Linked DNA regions of Homo sapiens: all the other regions are linked to region 3. The links are chromatin contacts, found by Hi-C or POLR2A ChIA-PET in ENCODE. All regions are on one chromosome and are shown on one strand. The core of a region is the stretch at or near the end of the contact, and the rest is flanking DNA. Distances in the headings are between cores, read along the strand shown.

What was found. A loop is a pair of places that touch in the nucleus more often than their neighbours do. ChIA-PET counts read pairs that join two places held with the same protein, here RNA polymerase II (POLR2A). Pooled maps may share reads with other maps.
Region 1: a map of naive thymus-derived CD4-positive, alpha-beta T cell shows a loop between it and region 3 (26-fold over the local background). The contact joins the promoter of PEBP1 here to the enhancer-like site in region 3. A Hi-C loop is called at or near these places in 2 of 168 maps with a recorded cell type or tissue (CD8-positive, alpha-beta T cell and naive thymus-derived CD4-positive, alpha-beta T cell) and 5 of 50 pooled maps. POLR2A ChIA-PET finds 5 or more read pairs at or near these places in 1 of 52 experiments (T-cell).
Region 2: a loop to region 3 is called in a map of CD8-positive, alpha-beta T cell, with 11 times the contacts of the local background. The contact joins the promoter of TAOK3 here to the enhancer-like site in region 3. A Hi-C loop is called at or near these places in 3 of 168 maps with a recorded cell type or tissue (CD4-positive, alpha-beta T cell, CD8-positive, alpha-beta T cell and naive thymus-derived CD4-positive, alpha-beta T cell) and 10 of 50 pooled maps.

The regions. Positions count from the first base shown.
Region 1 is chr12:118,134,751-118,137,603 of GRCh38, reverse strand. PEBP1 (phosphatidylethanolamine binding protein 1) reads right to left here and starts at 1,480. Exons shown (of 4, transcript NM_002567.4): 1 at 1,260-1,480. The coding sequence starts at 1,394. It overlaps LOC101928274 (a long non-coding RNA gene), which reads left to right and starts at 1,612. Exons shown (of 4, transcript XR_945409.4): 1 at 1,612-1,747. RefSeq lists a silencer at 1,103-1,192 and an enhancer at 1,185-1,685.
Region 2 is chr12:118,371,233-118,374,456 of GRCh38, reverse strand. It overlaps TAOK3 (TAO kinase 3), which reads left to right and starts at 1,550. Exons shown (of 21, transcript NM_016281.4): 1 at 1,550-1,809. RefSeq lists an enhancer at 1,057-1,106 and silencers at 1,427-1,676, 2,461-2,520, 2,621-2,710.
Region 3 is chr12:116,817,860-116,821,086 of GRCh38, reverse strand. The region is part of intron 7 of RNFT2 (ring finger protein, transmembrane 2); the gene reads right to left. Among named protein-coding and RNA genes, the nearest start is that of HRK, 62 kb to the left of the region's middle. RefSeq lists a silencer at 1,355-1,714 and an enhancer at 1,915-1,964. Within about 2 kb of position 1,591, at least 40 of the 41 ENCODE cell types and tissues checked have a DNase peak (open chromatin) inside an H3K27ac peak, as active enhancers do; they include CD4-positive, alpha-beta T cell and CD8-positive, alpha-beta T cell, where a contact is called at or near this core.

The DNA of each region.
Region 1 (2,853 bases), core at 231-2,730, 1.3 Mb before region 3:
ACTGTAAGAGCCAGGAGCTGGAGTTTTATATACGTTATGTATTTTATTTGAGACCAGGTCTCCTTCTGTCACTCAGGCCGGAGTGTAGTGACGCTATCAAGGCTCACTGTAGCCTCAACCTCCAGCGCTCAATCGATCGATCCTCCCACCTCAGCCTCCTGAGCAGCTGGGAACTACATGCTCACACCATCACACCTGGCCAATTTTTTTTTGTAGAGTTGGGGTCTTGCTATGTTGCCCAGGCTGTATATTATTTCAGTCCCAACAACACCATGGGGCTAGTATCCCAGCACACTATTAAGAGAAACAGATAAGGCTGGGATTCCAACCCTGGCACTGAGTCCCCTCTCAACGACACCCTTACATTGTCTGTCCGGAATCACAGCGTTTCTGGATTTGGTGATCAGGAGGTTACCTGGAGCCTGCTGAAGTGAAATCTGCATTAACTGTACGTTTCAAAGTGCAAAGAAAAGGAGAAAGCCAAGGTGATGAGAGGCGGGCAGGGAGCAGGAAAAGGGAGGCTGTGTTAGATGGGCACTACATATTTAAACATCCAAAAAAATTAAATTCTGTGAACATCCAAAACAATGTAAGGTCGGGGCAGTTTATTTTACGCTGTTGCCCGGAGCTTCATAACCAACTAGCAGTGGCGTCTGCAAATCTAGTTTCTTCACTTTCGGCAGCCCCAGCCGTGGGCGTGGGAGGTCAAAGACCAAAACTAAACCGTTGCCCTCCAGCGTACCGGCTGGACGCTCTCGACCCATTTAACAAAGGAGAAATCGGCCGGCGCGCTCATCGCCAGTTACATAATGCGTCACAGGCTCTCGGGTGAGGCTTCAGCCCTCCAAAACCAGGCCTAAAATGCTGAGGCCCTAGGGGAAGCTCTGGGGGCGTCCGGGCAGCCACAGCCTACTCTGTCCCGGCGACGTCCCTCTCCAGCGCCCTGGCCTGTGGGGGGAGAGGGGGATCCGGCCTGTTTCCGAACCTAGGTCCCTCTTGGGTCTGAAGCCCGGGAAAAGTGAATGAATTTCTGCCGCAGGCCGAACCTGCCTGGCCACGCCACAGGCCGGGTTCCCGGTGCTCGGGGTGGCCCCCAGGCATGGGACATGGACCCCGGGACCTCTGGCCTGGGGGGGCCTCGACACACGCAGGCTGAACCTCCCCACCGCCCCTGGCCCTGTCTCCGCTGGGTCCCACCCAGGAGGCCGGCACAGGCCTCCGCGCCGTGCCGCTCGCTGCACGCCCGCCGCCCGGTGTACCTGGGTGGGCGTCAGCACTTTGCCCAGCTCGTCCACCGCCGCCCCGGCGTAGGTGACATGCAGCGGGTGCTGCGGCTGCTCGTCCACTTCTTGCAGGCTCAAGGGCCCGGACCACTTGCTGAGGTCCACCGGCATGGCGAGGCCAAGCAGAGCGTGCAGCCGGGAGTGCCGCGGTAGGCCAGGCGCGGGCGACAGAGGCGACGCGGAGAGCTCAGCACACTGGCTCGGGAAGACGCAGACCCAGCGACCACGCGAGAGCACGCGCCTCAGCCGCCGCCCAGCCCCGCGCACCGCCCCACGTCACGCCCACCGCTCCCTGGCCTCTGATTGGCCGAAGCTGGCAGAGCAGGGCCTCTCGCGCTCCTGGGTCCATGCAACCTGCTCCCTGTGGCTGCCGAGTTCTCGGGAACAGCGGCTCGGCCTGCAAGGCTGTTGTTTCAAGAAATGAAAATGAAGGGCGCCCTGGAATAGGTTCGCCGAAGAGAGAGGTTCGTGTCTCAGAAAGTGTCGCTGGGAAAAAAAAATGCAATTGAATTCGCCTTGGTTGCGTTTTGGTTTTCTTAATTTTTTGCATGATTCTTTGCTCCACTTTCCAAATTCAGCAACATGGCCTGTCGCGGTGGCTCATGCCTGTATTCCCAGCACTTTGGGAGGCCAAAGCAGGAAGATCGCTTGAGCCCAGGAGTTTGAGACCATCCTGGACAAGGTAGCAAGACCCCGTCTTTACAGAAAACTTAAAAAAAAAGAAAAAAAGAAAAAAGCCAGACACAGTGGTGCATGCTTGTAGTCCTAGCTACTCCGGAGGCTGGGGCGGGAGGATCACTTTTTTTTTTTTTTTTTTTTGAGACGGAGTCTCTCTGTGTTGACCAGGCTGGAGTGCAGTGGCGTGATCTCGGCTCACTGCAAGCTGCGCCTCCCGGGTTCACGCCATTCTCCTGCTTCAGCCTCCCGAGTAGCTGTGACTACAGGCGCCCGCCACCACGCCCGGCTAATTTTTTGTATTTTTAGTAGAGACGGGATTTCACCGTGTTAGCCACGATGATCTTGATCTCCTGACCTCGGCCTCTCAAAGTGCTGGGATTACAGGCGTGAACCACCACGCCCGGCCGATCACTTCTTGAATCTAGGAGTTTGAGGCCGCGGTGAGCTACGATCTTGCCACTGCACTCCTGTCTGCGCTTCAGAGCCAGATCCCATCTTCTCATACACACACACACACACACACACACACACACACACACACACAGCAAATTCAGAAACAGTAAGGCCTTGCTTTTCTCCTGCACTTTAAAACGAGCCAGATTCTCTGTATTTTCGCACGTGATCACTTGTCATAGTAATTGCCTGGTGAGAGCACCTGAGTGAACTTTTGAGCATTTAAATATATGGGGAAATGTATTTGTCCGTTTTCTCCACACACAAAATTCGTCCTCACAAAATTCCTGAGAAATGTTTGGGTTTTGGTTTTTTATGTTTGTTTTTTGAAAAACAATTTTAAACCATATTTATTCATACCAAAACTGCTCTTACTGTGACCACAAGCTGCTTGCTTTTTGCTGAATATGATAAGCACTATTTTTTTTTTTTTTTTTTG
Region 2 (3,224 bases), core at 301-2,800, 1.6 Mb before region 3:
GAAACTTTAAAGGGGGACATCACAATTGGAATGGAGTATGATTCTTTTTTTTCTTTTTCTTTTTTTCTTTTTTTGAGACGGAGTTTTGCTCTTTCACCCAGGCTGGAGTGAAGTGATGCGATCTCGACTCACTGCAACCTCCGCCTCCGGGTTCAAGTGATTCTCCTGCCTCAGCCTTTCTAGTAGCTGGGATTACAGGTGGGTGCCACCATGCCCGGCTAATTTTTGTATTTTTCGTACAGACGGGATTTCACCATGTTGGCCAGGCAGGTCTGGAACCCTTGACCTCAGGTGATGAATGGCGTATGATTCTTAAAACACTAGAAGAAACATGTATACTGTTTAGAACACAAACACATTTTGTCAGCTGGAGTTAAAAAGTTAACAATCGAGGGTTCTCTGAGAACTAAGGCCTGTATACATCTGACAAAACTTAGGATCAAAATGTGTTCCTGAGACAATTTCTTCATAAAATGCTAAATTCTAAAGTCCATAAACTTACTTTTGGCGTTAAGAGTAAGGAAAGCAGTTTTCTGTTTCCGGTGTTGATTTGATCAGCATATCCAGTTTCACAAAAATAACACAAATGGGTCTTAGTAGCATGATGCACTTTCACCCCTGGCAGGCACTATCCTTTAGCGTGGATCAAGAGGAGTCTCTGATTATCACATGTTAAACCTGGGTCAAAGCTCGTTATCCTTTGGCCACACGTTCACATAGAATCATTAAAACCTGTGGCCCTGGAAAAAGGTTATATTGAATAGCTTTGCTGAAACCTTGTTAAGCTAATAATAGGGTTCCCCTACCACAGTCTTCCTACTGTCATAAAAACCTACAAACTGAAAATTTCTAAAGCTTTGTCCTTGCACCTATCAAAATGTGCCCCGCATTGAACGCTTAGTTGGGCAAAGTATGCACCTAGTACTGTATATAGATTTTTTTTCCCCCAACGGTATCAAACTGACGGCTGCTGAACTCAATTCAAGGAGAGGCAACTCCCTTGCAAGAGATTTTAAAAAGAAATGGTTTAAATCCAGGAAATTTTTACAAATCCTGGGCAAATTAATGCTATATTAGTTCATGGCAGAATTACTAAGAAAGCTGTGCAAGGTCTAGCGAGAGACTGGGGTCCTCCCCAAAGGCTCTAACATGGTGGTCCCTGGGAATCTCCCAAGAAAAGTAAAGGCGTGGGGAGAAGCGCCATGAACTTTGACCGGAGAGCAGCACAAACAAGACTGACCGCACCCCAGGCGGGCCCGTAGGTTACTAAAGTTGCAAGGTCTTCCGCGTCTGAGGAGACCCCGCCCTGCCCTGTCCCGCCCATCGACAACTCCGCCAATCCTCGGGTTCCATCGACCGCTCGGCTTCCCAGGCTCCATCAATCAAATACCTATATACGGCCCCGGCCCTGTGCCCCGCGATCAGGGAAGGTCAGTAGAGAGCCTATTGGAGCCGAGCTTGGGGCGTGGTCCGGGGCAGGGGGCGGGCGGACTGAGACGGTGGGGCGGGGCGTGCTCGGCGCAGTCCGGTGCGATTGGCCACCCCTGGCAGGAGCCGCACCTCGGACAGCAGCAGCGGCGGCGGCCGCGGGAGGGTCCTTGTGGCGCCGGGCGGCGGGGTCCTGCGTGGAGAGTGGGACGCAACGCCGAGACCGCGAGCAGAGGCTGCGCACAGCCGGATCCGGCACTCAGCGACCGGACCCAAGGATCCGCCGGGGAACAAGCCACAGGAGAGCGACTCAGGAACAAGTGTGGGAGAGGAAGCGGCGGCGGCGGCGCCGGGCCCGGGGGTGGTGACAGCAGGTCTGAGGTGAGAGCACCGGGGCGCGGGGCATGACAGTGGGAGCCGAGGCGGCGGGACCCCAGGCAGAGTGAGGGGAGTTGCGGGAGCGGGCTCGACAGTGCAGACTGTGGAGAGGAGACCCCGGGAGGGACCGGGACAGCGGGTGAGGAGAGGGGACTCCGAGAGGGACCGAGGCAGTGGCTCTGAGTGGAGAGGACTCCGAGAGGGTCCAAGACTGAAAGTCTGAGGGGAGGGGTCTCCAAGAGGGGCCGGGACAGTGCGCGTGAGAGGAAGGGACCCGGAGAGGGGCTGGGGTAGTGGGGTGAGGGGTGGGTGCCTCATGAGGCACTAGGATAGGGGGATGAGGGGAGGGGGTCCCCTGAAGGACCAGGTCCCAGAAAAGGTCAGGGACAGCGGGGAGAGGGGAAGGGTCCCCGAGAGGGGCCGGCACTGAGAGTCTGAGAGATGGGGACCCCGAGAGGGGCTGGGACAGCACCCGGGGAGAGGAGACCCCGAGGTGAGGGGAGGGGACCCAGAGAGAATCCAGGACAGAGTAAAGAGAGGGGACCGGTCAGGGGATGTGAAGACAGGGGATCCCCAGAGGGCTTAGAACAGAGTGTGAGAAGACCCCAGGAAGGGCCAAGACAGTGGGAGAAGAGGAGGGGTCCCGGAAGGGGGCTGGGCTGAGACAGCGGGGCTGAGAGCAGGACACCTAGAGAGAGGCCGGGACAGCGGGTGGGAGCAGGGTGACCCCGAGAGGGGCCAGGACAGCGGGGTGAGAGGAGGGGACCCCCAGAGGGCTCGGGACAGCGCATGCGAGCGTGGGACTCCGAGAGGGGCTTTGAGCGTCGGGTGCAGGCGCGGACCCCGAGGGAGGAGCGGTGCCCCATGGGTGCGGGTCGGGCCCCCAGTCACATAGCGGGGGCCCGGCGTGAGCAGCGAGGGAGCGGGCGGGGGGTCGCGCCCGCTGAGTTGCGGGAGCCCCCCCAAGAACGGCTGCGGCGGGGAGCCTGGGTCGCAGTCGCGGCGTCGGGCAAATAGGAACCGGCTGCAGCGCAGACGAGTGGAGCGGGGAGGTGCTCCCAGGGTCTGGCATCAGCGACCTCCCTGAGGGTGGAGTGTGAGCCCCCGGGACTCCGGGGGACTCCGGAGCCGGATTATGTCATGAAACATCTCTGAAGTGAAACGCATGGGCTGGAGGAGCTGGAGGGGCTGGTGGGGCTGGCTGCAGGACAAAGATCTTGGAATGATCAAGAGACCTGCGCGGCCTGACCTCTTCTCACTGGCCCGCTGGCTTCGCATTCGTTCCTTAGAGTCTGATGTGGATGTCTTGAAAGCGAGGGGCTTCCTGATCTTAATGAAAAGGTCAGGTGAAAAGTTGGAAGGGGCTTCTTCAAACCTCCCCCACTTCCCCCTCCACAAGAAGTTGAAAGGGACAGGGA
Region 3 (3,227 bases), core at 342-2,841:
TATTAAGCGCTTACCAGGGGCCAGGAACGGCACACCAATTGCTCCTCTTGTAGGTAGTTATGACGCGTTCCCATTTCTTAGATGAGAAAGCTCAAACACAGAGGCAGGGGAGGGAAGAACAGAGTGGGAGACCCAGCAAGTGAGAGGATTACAAGAGGAAAGAGAGAAGGACTAGGGCTGGCTTCTAGTTTAGTGATGAGTTTCTCGGTTGAACACTTAGTACCTGCAGGCTGTCCCCAGACTCTGACAATCCCAGGAGATGGACACTGAAATTATTTGCCCCTGTTAACTGGTGAGGAGAGAGAGGCTCAAAGAGGCAGGGTATGTTGTTCGAAGTTGCTAGACAGTGGTGGAGCCGGGATTTAAATCCAGCCTGATTTTCCAGAGTGGCTTTGTGCCACTCTGAGAAACAGAGAAAGGGAGACCCTAGGAGACCTTAGGAGATAAAGTAAGATGTGGGAGAAAGAGAAAGAAAAGATACAAGCTATGGGGGTAGAGAGGGAAGGATAACTGAAGGATGATAAAATTCAGAATAATGGGTACCCCTGGTGGGGGAAGTGAGGACACAGGAACTTTCCAGATGCCGGAAATGTTCCATATCCACCACAGCCAATCCAGTAACCACTGGTCACATGTCGCTATGGAGCACTTGAAATGTGGCTATTCTGAATTGAGATGTACTGAAAGTCTAAAATACACAGGGATAGCTGGGCATGGTGGCTCACACCTATAAACCCAGAACTACGGGAGGCCGAGGCAGGAGGACCCCTTGAGACCAGGAATTCGAGACCAGACTGGGAAACATAATGAAATCCTGTCTCTACAAAAACTAGCCAGGCATGATGGCGCACGCCTGTAGACCCAGCTACTCGGGAGGCTGAGGCAGGAGGATGACCTGAGCCCAGGGAAGTCGAGGCTGCAGTAAGCATGATCGTACTTCTACACTCCAGCCTGGGAGACACAGTAAGACTGTCTTTAAAAACAAACAAACAAACAAACAATATCCCTTAAAAGCAAAAGAAACAAGGAATTTCAAAGTCTTAGAAAAACAACAAAAGGTAAAATATCTCATTAAAAATTTTATGTTGATTACATGTTGAAATAATATTTTGGACACATTAGGCTAAATAAAATATAGTATTAAAATTAAAGTCACCTGTTCCTTTCTAGTTGTTTAACGTGACTACTAGAACATTTAAAATCGTCTGTGTGACTACTCTTATATTTCTGTCGGACAGCTTTGTTGATACTTTGATCTGAGTGATTACATATGTTTGTAAAAATCCACTGAGCTTTATAATTAGGGCACTCCACAGTATGTAAGTTATGCCTCAATACAAAAGAAAAAGGAAAAAAGGCAAGAGAAGGGCGAGCCAGGATGGAAAGAAGCGCAGCAGGTAGGAGGCGGGGCCAGCGGGGCGGGGCTGGTGGCCGCGCGTTGCCTGGCAACGGGTGCTGCCGGTGACGTCACCACCCGGCGGCAGCCATTAATCCCCCTCCTGGCGGCGCGGGCTGGCCCGGCCGCCTGCCTCCTCCTCCCCCGGGCCCGGATGAGATCACCGCGTCGGGCGGCCGGCTGTCCCCGCGCTCCCAACAAATCGACTCCTCGGCGAGCGCCGGCATCTCATGATCTCATGGCCCCGCGGGACGGCGCCGGCCGATGAGGTCACAGCCCCGCGCCCCGGGCCGCCCCGCTCTGCGCGCCGCCGGCTCCGGGTCTGGCCTCCGGGCGTCCCGCGCCGGTACCAGGCCCCCGAGCCTGAGGCTCTTAGCCCTTCGCGGACAAAGGAGATCTCAGTTTGCGAAGGGCAAAGCTGCCTTTTCCATCCTTTTGACGCATCTTTGCGCGTCCACTCCCCGCTCTCTTATTTGGACATTTCACCCCGAAGACCCCTTGTCCAGCAGGGAGTGACCTCATCAGCTCCCCTAAACTTGAAGTCAGGGGCCATGCGACGCGGCTTGCCTGCAGGATTTCACAGCCACTGAGTGAAGGAAGTTGTGGAGCTGTGTCTTACAGACGAAGAAACGGGATCAGAGGGATAAAGGAATCTGCCCCAGATTACCCACGTAGGGAAGGGTGGCGCAGGAACCCGGACCTCCATGATGTGAATGAGCCCTTTGACAGCCTTTTTCTTCTCCTTACCTGTACCCCAAACCTCTGCACCTTTACCCCAGTTCCTCCTTGCTCTGGTGTAAACAGTGGTAACGGTCCCACTTGCGGCGTGCCCCCGCAATGCTGGGTCCTGTTCCACATGACAGACCACTGTAGAGGAATTATACGGACCATTTTACAGATGAGAACACAAGGCTCGGAGAGGTCAAGTTACTTGCTGCAGAACTGGGACTTGTACCCAGGTGACTTGACTCTACAGCAGAGCCTTTCAATTACTCGACACCACCTTCCCCAGAAAAAGAGGAAGGCTTCCGAATGTTGACAGTGGACGATACACCCTCCCTTCTCTCTCCGACAGGGTCGCCATCAAACCCAGTTGAAGAGGGTCCAGTGAGAGCCTATTAGAGGCTTCACAACTCACTTGCCAGCAGCAGATTTCTCCCATCGCTTAGAGACTGCTCACTCACACCACTCCTCAGAAGACCTCCAGCAACATACACAGCCAGGAACGACAGGAAGGAAGGGACATGACATTTACTGAACGGCAGTGCTGAACCAGGCACTGAGCCAGGGCCTGTTACTAAGGGCAAAGCTGGGAGGGATATTACCAGCCCAGGTTTGCAGACGAAAAAGCGGATTTTTTTTTTTTTTTTGAGATAGGGCCTCACTGTCACCCAGGCTGGAGTGCAGTGGTGCGATCTCAGCTCACTGCAGCCTTGAGTTCCTGGGCTCAAGCGAGCCTCCCCTCTCAGCCCCACGAGTAGCTGGGACCACAGGTGTGTGCCACCATGCCCCAGATAATTTTTTAAAGACTTTTTTTGTAGAGAGGGGGTCTCCCCTGTGTTGCCCAGGCTGGTAAATATTTTTTAAAACCAAAGTCAGATGTCAAGGAAGTACAAGTTTCAGCTCAAATGTCCATCCCACAGAGAAAGCCCTTTCCCGTTTCCCTAAACGAATTCTCCATGAATTGTTTTTATTTGTCTCTAGTGCTTGTTGAAACTTGAAGTTCTATATTTGCGTGTTGATATAGTTTAATGGTGATTTCCCCCAATGAAATGAGAGCAGGGACTCTGTTTTGGTCTGTTTCTTTCATTTATCATCTTATCCCCAACAC